Regions from separate parts of the Homo sapiens genome. Here region 2 is linked to region 1. Evidence: chromatin loops called from intact Hi-C (ENCODE). Cell type or tissue: gastrocnemius medialis. All regions are shown on one strand.

Region 1 (8,000 bases):
AACTGGATCATTCATACATTGCTGGTGGGAATAAAAGTGGTACAGCCTCTCTAAAAAACAGTTTGGCAATTTCTGAAAATATTAAATATGCAACACTTACATGACCCAGCAATTACACTCTTGGACATTTATTGCAGAAAAATAAAAACTTACATTCACACGAAATATTGTACATGAATGTTTATAGCTCTTGGTTTGTAATGCACAAAACTAGAAACAATCTAGGTGTCCTTCAGTGATAATTAGTTAAACAACCTATGGTACATCCATACCCTAGACTATTACTCAGCAATAAAAGGGAATGGACTATTGATACATACAAAAACTTGGGTGAATCTCTAGAGAATTACGCTGAGTGAAAAAAACCAATAATGCAAGATTCCACTTATAGAATAATCTCAAAACAATAAATTACAGAAATGGAGAATAGATTAGTGGTTACCAGGGGTTAAGACCCAGATATGGGATGAGGGGAAGGGAAATGTGTGTTTCTATAAAAAAGCACCGTAAGAGATCCCTGTGTTGATGGAGATATCTCTGTTTTGACTGGATAATGTCAATATACTGGTTGTTCCATTGTACCATAGTTTTGCAAGATGCTACTACTGGAGGAATCTGGGGAAAGGGTACATGGGATCCCTGTATTATTTCTTACAACTGAATGTGAATCCACAATGATCTCAAATAAAACAGTTAATTAAAAAAGGTAAAAAGTTGTGAAAAAGCAATAATTATTCTGTATTCAACAGCCTGTTGTCCATACATAATTCTTAGTACTTAGAACAGTTTTGGTAAGTAGAAGGTATTTAATTTTGCTGAATGAATGAATAAGACATGAGTTTGAAATAAGGAATTATGAACTTCTGATATGTATTGAAGATTCAAGGCTACAGTAACCAAAACAGCATGGTACTGGTACCAAAACAGAGATATAGATCAATGGAACAGAACAGAGCCCTCAGAAATAACGCCGCATATCTACAACTATCTGATCTTTGACAAACCTGAGAAAAATAAGCAATGGGGAAAGGATTCCCTATTTAATAAATGGTGCTGGGAAAACTGGCTAGCCATATGTAGAAAGCTGAAACTGGATCCCTTCCTTACACCTCATACAAAAATTAATTCAAGATGGATTAAAGACTTAAACGTTAGACCTAAAACCATAAAAACCCTAGAAGAAAACCTAGGCATTACCATTCAGGACATAGGCATGGGCAAGGACTTCATGTCTAAAACACCAAAAGCGATGGCAACAAAAGACAAAATTGACAAATGGGATCTAATTAACTAAAGAGCTTCTGCACAGCAAAAGAAACTACCATCAGAGTGAACAGGCAACCTACAAAGTGGGAGAAAATTTTTGCAATCTACTCATCTGACAAAGGGCTAATATCCAGAATCTACAATGAACTCAAACAAATTTACAAGAAAAGAACAAACAATGCCATCAAAAAGTGGGCGAAGGACATGAACAGACACTTCTCAAAAGAAGACATTTATGCAGCCAAAAAACACATGAAAAAATGCTCACCATCACTGGCCATCAGAGAAATGCAAATCAAAACCACAATGAGATACCATCTCACACCAGTTAGAATGGCAATCATTAAAAAGTCAGGAAACAACAGGTGCTGGAGAGGATCTGGAGAAACAGAAACACTTTTACACTGTTGGTGGGACTGTAAACTAGTTCAACCATTGTGGAAGTCAGTGTGGCGATTCCTCAGGGATCTAGAACTAGAAATACCATTTGACCCAGCCATCCCATTACTGGGTATATACCCAAAGGACTATAAATCATGCGGCTATAAAGACACACGCACACATATGTTTATTGCAGCACTATTCACAATAGCAAAGACTTGGAACCAACCCAAATGTCCAACAATGATAGACTGGATTAAGAAAATGTGGCACATATACACCATGGAATACTATGCCATAAAAAATGATGAGTTCATGTCCTTTGTAGGGACATGGATGAAATTGGAAATCATCATTCTCAGTAAACTATCACAAGGACAAAAAACCAAACACCGCATGTTCTCACTCATAGATGGGAATTGAACAATGAGAACACATGGACACAGGAAGGGGAACATCACACTCTGGGGCCTGTTGTGGGGTGGGAGGAGGAGGGAGGGATAGCATTAGGAGATATACCTAATGCTAAATGACGAGTTAATGGGTGCAGCACACCAGCATGGCACATGTATGCATATGTAACTAACCTGCACATTGTGCACATGTACCCTAAAACTTAAAGTATAATAATAATAATAATAAAAGCAACTTCCAGGAGAGGTAGATACTCTTTCTCTTCCATGATCTGTAGGTGTTTTAAAGTCTCCTCCTCTCTCCCCCATAATATTGGTTTATTCTTCTAAGTTTGTGGACAGAGCTTTGAAGAACTGAAGAAAGCAGAGAATTCCTGAGAGTACAAACTGCTCACACAAGCCAGTCGGAACATTTTAATTGTTCTAAATAAATTTTATTCACTTTTGCTCTTCCTTACTCTTTGGGGATGCCAGTTTCATAAATTACTTCCTACTCTGCACGTACTTGAGATTAGGGTCTTAGTTGGCACAGGGTCCAAGCAGCCGCTTGACCCAATGGTAAGTGACTGGGATGATACCCTCCCCAGGCTCCTATTTTATGTAATCCAGCACTCAGTGAGTATTTTGGAAATGAATATTTTGGGGAGAGAGGGGAAGGGGGTTATCCTTCTGACCTACTTACTGATAGAATTATCCGTGAGGGTGCAGTCAGCTTATCACTCATCTGTAGTGGGGAAACAATCTCAGCTGCTTAGGAGGCAGACAGGCTGCAGAAAGAAAGCCAAGACTCTGAGAACCCACTCTGGTTCAGAAACAGAAGTGTTTGTTTCCATCCTTACAACTCTGAGGCCAGGAGAGTATATTTTGCAAGTCATGAAGGAGAGATGATTGGGTCAATGACCAATTACGTTTCTGAGGAAATTGCTACGAAACAATACTCCACAGTCACAGCCAGAGGAATGCGGAAGCCTGGAGTCTCATACAACTGATGGAGCAGTTCCCTCTAGTGGTCGGAGCCTGCGCTACCGAATGAAGCAAAAGCATGTCTTGTAATTCCACAAATTAAGGCTCAAGAAAATAGACCCTTTTCTTAGTTCAGGCCATAACTAGCAACCTCTGATGTTCATAGGTGAATTTTCAAGATTTGTAAAACAAGCCAACTTCCATGGGCTCCAAGACGGGACCTAGGTTATGATTGGTAGACAGCCACCCAGATGCAAAATTGTGAGGTACTCATTTGCCTTTGACATCTCAGCCTCACTTTCATTATTAAAAAAACTTCCCTGTGCCACAAAACTTCTCGATTCTCCTGAGTGCAGCCCATCCTATATATATTATGAATACAAACCTATTGCCTCCATCAAGATCTGTGATCTAGTATCAGACTGTTAACATTTTTCTGTGAAATTAAGTATTTCCCAATGGAAATACATTCTAAGCCTTGTTTAATCCTCGTAACAACCATGAAGTAGGTTTCTATTTTATTTCTTGTTTTTCAGATGGAGAAACAGAAACATGGAGGTTATGTAAAGTGCCCAGTGTCACCTAGCTAGAAGGCTGACTCAAATCTTGAACTTGAGTAAAAAGACCGAGGTTATGTTCCTGATTGTGTGTTTTGGGGCAAGTCCTTGAAGCACCTCTGAGATTTTCTTACCTATGAAATGGGGATAATAATTCGTGCTCTGTGTACTGCGCTAGGTTACTATGAGACCATTCATTTATTTCCCAAATATTTGTTGAGTGCCAACCATATGTCTACTGGAAGCACAACTGTGATGACAAATGTGTTCTTGACTTCATGGGCTTTGCATTCCAATGAGGAAGACAGAAACAAACAAACAAAGTCATTGCAAATTGTGCTAAGGGTTTTGAAGGCAATGATGCAGGAGTTAAGTTAGGGAAGCAAAGTTGAGGGTGGTGGAGTGTGTATAGTGGTGTGACTGCATTACTTCAATTACTTCAGGTCGGGGAGTAGGGTGATCAGCAAAATCTCAGAGGAGGTGACATGTTAGTTGAGACCTGGGTTTGACTGGGAACTTGCTGTGGAGAAACATTGAAGAGGATGGGAGAATGGATTGTTCCAGATGGAATGGCATGTGCAAATGCCATGTTGTGAGAAAGAGCTGGCTATATTTGTAGAAACTGAGGAAGACCAGTATGACATCATCAGTGGAGTTATTGCACGTAAAGATGTGGAAAGAGCTATAAAAATTAGGGAGTACAAATACTCTGAAACAAAGGCACAGACACATTTGTTCCACTTAGGCCAGCTACAACAGAAGGTTTCATGAAAAATCTGGTTAGAATAATCCCAATCGTTGTTCCTCCTCTTTGCCTGTAGATGCATGTGGCAACCTCTGCTGCTGCCCATTTTTTAGTGTGGCGGGACAGTTTATTGAAACATTTGGGTCTATTTTTCTGTATTTTCTTCTTTCCTGTTCTCCTGCGCTGCCCTGTGTGTTTTGTCTCAGGAATTTTTTGCAGTTTTATTCAGTCTTTTTATTAAAACCCTATACCATGGAAGGAATAAAGCTGGGCACCATTTTTTTCTCTCTGTTTTCTCTCCATGCCACTTGTTTTTTTAAATTATGATTTTTATTTACCAAAGCATTATATAGTTATTGTAAAACACAGATATGCAAATCAAATAAATTTTAATTACCTAATATCCTACCAGGCAGAGGCAAGAATTATCAAGCTTTTAATGAATACATAGTCTTCTATAACCTACTGTTTTCCTTTGATATTCCTCTGCAATTCTTTTTAACTTTTAATATTTTTCAAAACTCGATTAAAATAATTAGGCCTTAAAAGTTACTAGCAAAGACAATCTTTTAAAGAATTAAACAGTTAAGAAAAATGTATAGGCTGTACTTACCATTAACTTCAAAGCTTAAGTATATGATTAATTAACTAAATAATGTTTTATCACACATTTAAAGTTTACTTTGGTGTCAAAAATCTCTAGAAAATTATCCACAACTTTGAGGATTCTGGTTTGGTAAGTGGTAAGACTTCTGTAGGTTCTGATATCAACTTAATCATTTCCCTTTTCTTCTCTCTGATTTCTAGTTCTCTAAGGTATCCTTACATCAGAGAGAAGATAGAAATAGCTATAGATCAAATTTAAAAAAATCCAAAAACTTAGCTGAGTATCTGGCACACAATAGAGATTCAAATAACGCTAATTTCTTTACTTCCATTTTCTTTCTCTAATCTAAGAACATAGAAGCTACCCAGGTTTATTTTTTTCCTAATTAGATGAAGATATTTTTCCTTCTTCCTCCCTCTCCCTCATCTCCCTTTCCTTCTTTCCTTCTTTCCTTTCCTTCCTTCCTTCCTTTCTTCCTTCCTTCCTTCCTTCTCTTGCAAGAATTATTACACTTTTCCATCTTCTTTCTAGCTGGATATTTAGATAAACTACTTATTGCTAATTAAGTTTGGATATTTATTACTTTTAGCAAGCACTCAATCAAGAAATATTTAAACCTAATATGTGCTGATAACTATGCTTGGATCTGTTGGAGAAAGGGATGGTAACAAAAAAATGAGACAAAGTATAAGTAACATCTGCTTTGATTTGCAAATTACCTCTACAGTTCTCTCAAAAATAATATTTTCCCCCCAAGTCTGCATCTCTTTCACAAAACATTACATTCCGAACAGAAATTAGGTTTTAACTCATTTCTATTTTTTTTTCTTTTTTTGTATTTGGCCTAAGAGGGCTAAGGTAGGATTATGTATTTCTCACTTTTTCTCATAATGTTGGGTGAAAAAAAAAATCAATCCTGACTCCCTGAATCCCAATTGCTACATTATAAATATACAAAAATGCAACTGGAAGGTCTTTGAACAAAATATTATTGGGCTTCTTATTTTAAATATTCTCCTTATGTGTGTCATTTAAAAAATTCATATAGTTTGGGGAAATAACCTTATTTTAAAAATATACCTTTCTTCAAAAAAAACAAAAACAGACAAAATAAATAAAATATACCTTTTTGAGATATTATCTTACCTTGCTGCTGCTATTTCTCTCTCTCTTCCTCTCAGTCTCTTCCTCTCTTCCTCTCTCTCTCTCTCTCTCTCACACACACACACACACACACACACACACCACAGTCACTTAATCTCATCCTCTTGCTTTGGGGACAAGCTTGGTAGCAAGTTTGGGGACAAACTGAAAAAATGGCCATGTAGCCAAAGAAACCAGATTGCAGCTTTCATCTACCAAGAAACAATCGTATATAGATGAGAAAATATTGAACATTTCTGACAGTAATTTAATGTGATCCATTTAAAAGTCAAATGACAGTTTTAAATATGGAAATTTTAGTTTCTCATCCACATCAACAGATATTAAAATTTCTACAATTCCTTATGGCTATGTCAGTCTTGATGTGCATAATGCCTTTTAAAAATAAGACTCAGCAGAAAAATCTCCATACTAATCTGGAGCTTTGGAAGAAACAAAATTACTTTTTTATGACAACTGAATAGCTTCTTAAATCATTAAAGTGCTCCTTCATTTTAGCCATCAGTTGCAGCTGAAGGCTAGATCCTGAAAACTGAAGTATTTCTAGCCTAAATATTGGAAGAATAGCCTGGTAGTTTGAGGCTGGAAGGACTCTTGGAGCCATCTTCTCCTTCTAGGCCCAGACTCCATTTCTCAAGGGACTTGTCCAAAGCCTTGTAGCCAGTTGAGGCAGGGTTGGGCTGAGAACTCATGCCTGTGATGTTCAATCCAATCCTATCCCATGTGCTAAGCTGTTCTCTCAGTCCTAGAGAACTATAGCCTCCCTCATTGTCTTCTCTGAGATCCATTCAATATTGTAAAAGGTCCATTTCTGTTGAAAGAGAGAGTGTCAATATCAGAGCAGGAATAATGAATCCTACCCCAAAGTTCTTAGGCACAGAAATACAATTCTCACGCATAGACATAAACGCAACGTTAATGTGATAGTTTGTCTTCAGTACAGCATATATAATGCTTTCTCTAATAAATTTCACTAATATTAACTGGATGCGTGGAAGCAAGAACCAAATCATACAAAAGAATGGTGAGTCCTAACTATGAAAACAGTAGAAGTTCTTTACCTAAGATACCCATAATTATGGCTTTCAATTGTTTTCTGTTTACTTAAAATCATTACATAAGCAAAGCATCACACTTTTGCAATTTGCTCTTGATTCTTGCCTACTACTAGGAGCTTAATTTGCTACTTTAGAGAGAGAAACTTTGCATAAACAGGGTCTCTTCCTCCAATTTTTTCCATATAAACAGCAATTATGTGATTTTTTTCTTGTATCTTATTTAGACAATTGAGAATGTATGTATAGTACTAAACATTTCTCTTTTTGAAATATAAATAACTTGACTTCCTTTGTTGACATTTTCAATTCTCCAAAAATTGAGGAAACAATGAGGGATTGGCTTTCTGGAACTTAATTCTAAGCAAAAGAGATTTAGAGTGAGACTAGATTTCTTAAGTGCAATTAATTGGTTAAATCTATATTTATGTTTTGATTTAGGAAATAATAGTTAAGAATAGAGAAATCTGATGCTTATTATTATTGGATAAAAGCATGCCAAAGAGTAGTAAAAGGTGCTGTAAAGACATGACTTGACTTTCAAAGGAGGGTGATTGAAGATTGGCTTAGAGGTGTTAGCAGAGAGCCAAGAGAATGCCACTCTCTCATCCTCTCAGGGCAGAAATACAGGAAGCTAGAGAAAAAAGGAGTGCCAACTTGAAGATATCTCTAGAGAATGGTGTTCACCGGGGAAAAAATTTAGGTTTAATTTTGTGAGTACATGTTTAGCTGGAGCTCACAACCCTTTACAACCCTTTTTCAGAGAGGTTTCAAATGTAAGCTCATTTGATCAAACACACGGGGAGCTCAGGCAATGATGTTTTTATTGGCATTTCCTTAGAGTAGTAT
Region 2 (8,000 bases), 230 kb before region 1:
GTCCCTCTGCCCTGACTTAGACGGTGATCTCCAGGGCAGAAGCCAACTGATGTAATAGCCACGGCATAGTCCTAAACATGATGTAGGCAGTGGTGACCCTTAGTTCTCTCCCCACACTCTTCTTTGGCATGTAACTTAGCAACTGGATCGATCAGTCAAAGGGGAAAATGAACCCAGCACAGCCACTGTTTTTGCACCCCTGATTTGGGCAAAGGGGGAAAGTACTGAACCCAAATTCAGAATCAGGATGCAGTTGAGTTCTGCACTAGAAGAGAGGGCCCCCTTGCTTTTGTTAGAAAGACCAGGAGAGCTGCAGGTGGAGGGTGACATTTACGTGGAGCTGTGGATTTTGTCTTTGCTGGTGAAGCAGAGATGGAGGTTATCCCTGGCAGAGGAGCCTGCAGTACACAGCCTGGAGGAAACAGAGTGCTTGCCAGGCATACTGTGAGACGGGCCAGGGGTCTAGAGGCCATGGTGGGTGGGGAGGGCAGATGGTGGACCTGGGATGTCACTGTGTGGGGAGTTTTGCATGTTATGGTCAGACATCCTGGCCTGATCAGAGAGGCAGGGTGTGTGCTGGGCGGGTATGAGGGGGAGTGTCGGGGAGGGCACAGGGAATGTCAAAGGTTTCTAAGTATATCATGAGACGGTTAACTCTAGCTACAGGTTAGAAGGATTTGAGGCAGGGTGGAGCAGTAGGGAGACTGGATAGGGAAGTGTTTGCTGTAACAAGAGCTCCCAGGCCGGATGCGGTGTCTCATGCCTGTAATCCCAGCACTTTGGGACGCCGAGGCAGGCGGACCACCTGAGGTCAGGAGTTCGAGACCAGCCTGGCCAACATGGCAAACCTCGTCTCTACCAAAAACACACACACATACACACAAAAGAGCTCCCAGGCCAGGCCAAGGTCCAGCCAGAGCCATGGAGAGGGACAAAGGTGAGGCAAAGGTGATGAAAGTGAGATCTATTCAGAGGCTGAATGGAGGATTTGGGGGGCTGCATATGTCCTCTGGGAGGGAGAGGGAAGAATGGGGGCCAAGGTGCAGGCCTCCAGCTGGGAAGTGAATTCTGTCTTTGACACCTCTCATGTCCTAGACGCTGGAGCTGAACATCCCACAACCCTGTGTGGTGGGTTAAAAGATCACCTTTTACAATAGAGGAAGTAGCTGAGCTTCAAGATTAAGGACCTGCTCAAAGTTGTGCAGTGCAGCAATGGGGGCACCAGATTAGCAGCTGGGTCTGGACCCCACCACCTCACCACTTCCCACAGGAGTTCGCACTGTCGCGGCCTCAGGCCTCAGCCAGGGAGTGGTTGGAGTCTCACCGTTCCTGTCCCCGGGTGGAGGTGGGAAATTCTTCTCCATGAGCATCTCTCCTTGTCTTGGCTTTTACTACTTTGCCCTGAGGCATTTTGCTTTACAGCTTGACAGAACCGATGTCTCTGGAAATGTGTTTCTTTTCTCTGGAAGATGCATTTGGCTCCAGAAACTCTGAGCCTCTCAGAGGGTCTTTTGGGCAAAGCTTCAGTCACGGTGGAAGGGGAGGTGGTGTGCGCTTGGCCCTTGGCAGGCTGCAGGCCAGCCGACTGTGCGATGTTGCGCTGGTTCCTTCAGGTCAGCAGAGAGGACTCCGAAAGGGCCTGGTGATACTGCTACCTGTTCAGATGAACTACAGCCCAGCAGAATAGGCCTGAGTTAGGGGACGCACCCACCACCTTCGGCTCCTTAGGAGTTCAAGGAGCACAAGCTGTGGCCTGACAATCCCCCTCTAACTTCCTGCTAGGCCTCCAGAGCCTGGCGTTGCTCAATCCTTGTAATCCTTGATTAAAATATTCCCTGCGCCACCCCTCTCACCACTTGGCATTTCCTGCTACCAATCTGGAAAGCGGTATCACAAGTCTGTATATTAAGTTGTGAGAGAGATGGAGAAGGATCTTTTAAAGTCAGTTGCCATCTTCCTCTTTCCCCATCTGCCTACAGTCACTGCTGACAGGGTGATGGCAATGTCCCCAGGCACCCCGTGGCTGGGGGGAGCAGGAGGCAGAGTTGAGAATGCTTACCCTTTTGGATGACTCAGAGCCAGGAGATGATGGGATGTGGAAGGCAGGAGCCAGGAGGGGTACTGCCTGGATGGGCTCTGGGGTTTGTAAAAGCTGGTGCTAGGCCGGACAAGGTGGCTCATGCCTGTAATCCCAGTACCTTAGGAGGCTGAGGCAGGCAGATCACTTGAGGTCAGGAGTTTGAGACTAGCCTGGCCAACATGGTGAAACCCCGTCTCTACTAAAAATACAAAAATTGGCTGGGTGTGGTGGTGCGCACCTGTGGTCCCAGCTACTTTCTTGAACCTGGGAGGCAGAGGGTACAGTGAGCCGAGGTCACGCCACTGCACTCCAGCCTGGGCAACAGAGCGAGACTCTGCCTCAGAAAAAAAAAAAAAGAAAAAAAGAAAAAGAAAAAAAGGCTGGTGCTGGTGCGCCCTCACCCACACCCGCCTTGGCCCAGGGGCCTCCTGTAGTCCCCACTCCCGCCTCTCCCACTGCTTCCCACCTCCCTTCAATGTAGGCAATGAAGTTGAGCTTGGACTAGAACAGGCATCTTGCTCCAATCCTCCTTGTCTAATTTGCAGGGTTTTAATGTGTATTGCATTCACTATGGCACAATGTGCTTTGTCCTTGTCTTAATTTGGCAACATACAGAGCAAACCCATAAATCTCCTCCAGAGTTTACTGAATAGCTTTTCATGTAGTTACCAAATTGTATTTGCCATCTCCCTCAATCTTTTCACATGCATATTTGAAAGAATTATTCAAATGAATGATAATTACATCCTTGGAAAGTGGAGAGCAGTGGGGAGAGGGCTTTGAAGGCTGAGACAGAAAGCCTCGCCTCTGGCAGGCCCCCACCCCCACCCCAGGGGCTGAAGGGGGACCCTCTGTGCACTGACACCCACCCACCCAGACCTCTGGACAAGAGCAGGAAGTGCATTTAAACATTGTACTTGCCATTCTTTCAGTGCTCTCTTCCTCACTGAGTTCTCCTGGGGAACTAGGAAGGGAATCTGTTTGGCTACCTAATTAAACTTTCCTATTTTTAATCTCATGGTGAATTTGTGCAAAACACAAAGCCCAGGAAAATGCCAGTGGCAGCTGCTTCAGCATAAAAGGTGTTGTGTTTGCAGTGGGCATTGTCAAGAGTCTGAAAGCTAAATAGGCCTTCTCTAAAAACACCCTAGAACGTCCCTGAGCATGATTGGAAACATTAGAAATAAATGTACTGCCTTTTACTCTCCAGGGCTACAAAGAATGCTAGAGTGGAGACAAGAGTCCAGACTCTGAAATAACCTCCTTTGGACACAGAAGCTACCACTGTTGCTTATCAGACGCAGCGGGCCCTGGGTTTTTCTGGGGCCTTAAGCAGTGAACCCTGGTCAGCTGGCCTGAGTCCCAACCCAAGCCCATCACCACAAGCCTCAAGACAGGAAGATCTCAGTGAAACCTTTCCTCTAATCCAAGTGACATCATTGTCGCAGGTGTTTGTACATGAAAGCAGAGTGATGAAGGTGTGTGGGTCCACGGAAGAAGTAAAAATACAGCACTAGTTCATATTTTTCCTAGTCTCTCCCTGTTCCCAGGTAAAGTTATAGCATGTTCAAGGATGTGCATTTATAGCATAACTGGTTTCATTCCTCAGACCTAACTTTGTGTAGAATAACTCATACCAAAGGTGACTAAGGGCCCATTCCTAGCACTGCTTTGCAGCACACTGAAGTGGGAAAAAGAATTCTGAAAGCATGCACAGTGGGAATTGAATCACGAGGTTGTCTTTGAGTAAGTGCTTTTAGCTTTTGGAGTCTCAGTTTCCTCATTTCTAAAATAGGGATAATGCTTATTTCATAGGATTTTAATTTATGTAAATATATAGTACTGGACCCTCAGATGTGAGTATTCTTCCTGCTAGCCTTATCTCTCCAACTTTGAAAGCGGCAGTTGTAAACTAGAAGGGAATGCTTAAGGGAAAAACAGTTGCCCAGTGTCATCTGACATCTCCCCAGAAATGTACATCGTCCACCTGAGACCACACAGCAGCCATTGCTCTGTCCAGGTCGGCTCTGTAGGTTCTTACGGTAAGGGACCGACATTCCTTTTCACTTCGGTCAGGGGTGTGTGCGGTGGGGAAGAGACGCAGACAGGTTTGCGGAGCGCCACCTTCAGGAGTAAAAGTGGAGTGCAGGGGATGTTAGTGACGCCGTCGTAAACTGCTTAACTGTGAGATTCTGAAATCTTTTTGTAATTATCATTTGTTATTCCACTTTCCCTATTACAATGCAGATACAGAGGAAAAACCCTTAAACCTAGAAGAGCTGAGTGATGGGAGCAGCAAGGAAGTGGGTTCTAAGAACTCTTTGAAGGTTAAAATACCACTCCTGAAATAGACCTCACCAGTGAATAAATCAAATTACATTGATTGTTAGAATTCAAACTCTTCCACAGCATAACTATAGAGATAGGGAAGGCTCCATTGAGAAAGCCTCAAAATTACTACGCATTTAAATACCCCTAGTTATTTACATAATAATGGCTGTCACTTATTGAACACACACTATGGATTTGCATGTTCAAAGGGTTTTACTTGTTTCAACTCATTTAGTCTTAACAACCCTAGGAAATGGGGGCAATTATTACTCTGTTTAGTAATTTGCCAATCTGCTACATGTATGATGTGTGGAGCTGGGTGTGTACTCTTAACCCAAGGCCGATGACTGCACCTAGAGAGGAATACATTTTTTAAAAGGTTATTTTAAAAATCTTTAAAAAGGGAAACCTTTAAAATGTTAAAAAAATTTAAAAATCCTTTAAAAACACAAAAATGAAAACCATTAACTCTAAAACAGCAACAGAGGCGGAGGTGCAAAGGCTAACAAATAAGGATGTTTAACTAATGAGAGGCCCAACTGCAGGCGTTTTGTTTTGTTTTGAATAAATTCACTGTCATAGTTGCTTTTTACCAAACTCCCCTTCTCACATGCCACTTCATTCATCAATGAGTATTAACCCATTCTTCTTACCCAATGGTATAGGTGGAGAAGAAATAAAGTCCTTACCCCAGGTAACACTGTTGCCTAATAGAATATTCTCCTGGATTCTTGGCTCAGCCTGTGGAAGTACCTGGGGAACTCTCACACCTAATGCTTATTTTGAATATGCTGACTCCTCTGTCCACAATCAAACATCAATAATCAAATCTGCTGGCAGAGCCAAAATAAATGGTCTAAATCCATAAGCTTGCAGTTACACAGCTTAAAGTAATCAAGTGGGGGAAAAAAAGAATACTTAAGAATGCAAATGGAAATTTTAGGGAAAAAGAAGAAAAGCAAAGGTCCAAAAAGCAATGTCAGAGGAGAAACCCGCTCTCTGAAATAGTGGCTTCTCATGCAATGACACAGAACGTCCACATGCTAAATCATGAAGATCATGACAATACGGTGACTGCATCGGAAACAGAGTATTTCGTTAATAGAAAATTATTAGGACAATTGGGTCAGGAAGACACTGCTGTCTAGAATAGTCGGGATACAGCGAAGATTGCTGTTTTACTTCAGCAAGAACAGGGTGGATGCCGCATTGTATTTGTTTGCATCTGTCCTTGAGTCATCCTTACGCCCACGGTCATCACCACCATGTAGCTAGTGACAATAAGCCTGTGAGATAGGCATTCTGATCATTTCACAACGGTGTATGAAAAAGACTCTGAAAGAGAATAATTTGCCCAAATTTTACATATTGTGTGTCTCATATATATAGTTACCATAGTAATACGTGCAGGACTGAGAGTCAAACACAGCCCTGGAGTACCTGACAGCTGTCTGCAATCTCTCCCAATCTGTGCAGGAATTTCACAGAAGCAGAGCATTTCCCCACAATGATCTAAGTTTTCCAGCCTCAACTATTAAAGAGATAAAAATTTCAATTTCTGTGCATTCAAATCTATTCAATTTATTTTTACAAACAAAATCCTTATTCCTGTTGGCTATGTGGCCCCGTACATTCCAGGCCAGCTAAAGAAGTTAACTTGAAGAGGGATGTGTGGACCCTCATTCTCTGTGCCCCACTACCTGTCAGGGTGTCATGGACATCAGGGCTCAAAGTTTTGTGCATCCTAGTAAACACCACTGCACCAATGAGTCTTTTTGATACATTTTTTTTCTGAGACGGAGTCTCACTCTGTCACCCAGGCTGGAGTGCAGTGGCGCAATCTTGGCTCACTGCAACCTTCTCCTGCCTCAGCCTCCCGAGTAGCTGGGATTACAGGCGTGCGCCATGAAGCCCAGCTAATTTTTTTTTTTTTTTTTTGTATTTTTAGTAGAGATGGGGTTTCACCATGTTGGCCAGGCTGGTCTCGAACTTTTGACCTCAAGTGATCTGCCCGCCTTGGCCTCCCAAAGTGTTGGGATTACAGGTGTGAGCCACTGCGCCCGGCCTTTTCAATACAATTTAAATCAACTGGCAGCCCTCATAATCAGAAAAGAGGATGTCCGTGCCATCTAGCATTATCTTACAAACTCCCTGGACGAGGTCCCTACCAACAATACTCTTAGCCAGACACCTGATGATACTTCAAAAGCACTGGGAACCAACACTATAATGACGGGTTCAGGAAAAAAAAACACTCTCATCATGCCTTAAGTTATGTCTAGTTGTCTTTGACATTTAATTTCAATTTTCATAGGAATTAATCATGGCTCTAACATTTACATTGATACTGACCATGTGTTTATCTTACACAATGCTCATAATGTTAGCCACTGAATGCAGGCAAACTAGAGAAGTATGATGCTTTTATTTATTTAGCATCTATGATGCCATATGAGATCAATTTCTTCATTAAAGAAAAACAAACCAGCATAAGAAAAACGAATTAAAAATTTTTTTTTTCTCAGTGGCAGAATCACATAGCTGTTTCGATACAGATTTCCAGTAGGTCTAAAATACCGTTTTGGGAATTGTAAAGATTCCATTACAGAAATACACAGAACAGAGGATAAATACAATCACACTAGTTTATCAGATGGTTGCACTACACATCCTTTGCCTTACTTTTCCTATAAGAAAAGTTCGCAGGATCAAATAAAAAATTCTACTAGCAGCATATGACTCTGGTTTGGGAGGACAAAACCCTGAAAGGAAAAGATAAAATCAATAACCTGGTACACGTGCAGTGAAATGCTTTGTCTCTGCAGAAGTGTGCACGTTTGTGAATATTTCACATAAGGTAAGAAATTTCTAATTTCAAAAAAACTGAAGGAATCTGAACACCTATTCTTCATAAAAACAAACGATTGCTTTTCAATGCCTTTTTCCCTTGGAACATACGCTGCTTTAAGAAAGGTGGCGAAAGCTTCAATGAACAGCGTTTTGTTATTCATCTGAAACACTTGGACAGAAAATTGGCAAATTTGGTACATGGTTCAAGAAGTGAAACATTACAGATTTTATAAAACCAAGTTAAAACATGCACATTTTCTACTGCCAAATGGCCAATACCTTAAATTGTCTTTAAAAGACTAAGGATCTTAGGGGGAAAAGCCACTTCTAATACATAACAGTAACACTGCAACAGGAGTAATAATTAAGTTAACAGAAAGTATTAAGGAAAAACAAAGTAACCACTTAAAAAACAATAAACATTGTTAAAACCTACAGTTGCATTCCAATTTTAAAAGAAAGTTTAACTATTTAAGTGGATGATGATGTTCATGCTGTTTAAATGTTCTTATGAAAATGATTACTGATGCAACACCCGGTATAAAGCACTGTGAATAAACATGCTCAGCAGCGTGTACTTCCAACGAATTCAAAATTACATATGATCATATGAAGAATATCATTCACCAAGGACAGTCCCAAGGCATCTAAAAATCCTAAAGATCTGGACAGACAAAGCAGAGATACATTTTATTTCTCATAAAGAGTTACATTGTAACATGCCACTCACATTATAGCT

What was found. Peaks named below come from ENCODE experiments on the same cell type or tissue, not always from the same donor. Only the 100,000 strongest peaks of a DNase experiment are listed, where the experiment ranks them.
Region 2: it touches region 1 in a loop (3-fold over the local background); 34 of 110 quality-filtered maps call a loop at or near these places.

The regions. Positions count from the first base shown.
Region 1 is chr11:109,941,450-109,949,449 of GRCh38, reverse strand. It overlaps LOC105369484 (a long non-coding RNA gene), which reads right to left and starts at 2,921. Exons shown (of 3, transcript XR_948004.2): 1 at 2,743-2,921. RefSeq lists an enhancer at 3,093-3,182. In gastrocnemius medialis, CTCF peaks have their summits at 2,843 and 3,063 (motif pointing left); a DNase peak (open chromatin) is centred at 3,049; H3K4me3 peaks cover 786 bases; H3K27ac peaks cover 1,022 bases.
Region 2 is chr11:110,170,525-110,178,524 of GRCh38, reverse strand. ZC3H12C (zinc finger CCCH-type containing 12C) reads right to left here. Exons shown (of 6, transcript NM_033390.2): 6 at 6,684-8,000. It also overlaps a transcript of RDX not described here. Among named protein-coding and RNA genes, the nearest start is that of ZC3H12C, 81 kb to the right of the region's middle. RefSeq lists an enhancer at 4,128-5,043. In gastrocnemius medialis, a CTCF peak has its summit at 4,202 (motif pointing left); a DNase peak (open chromatin) is centred at 4,180.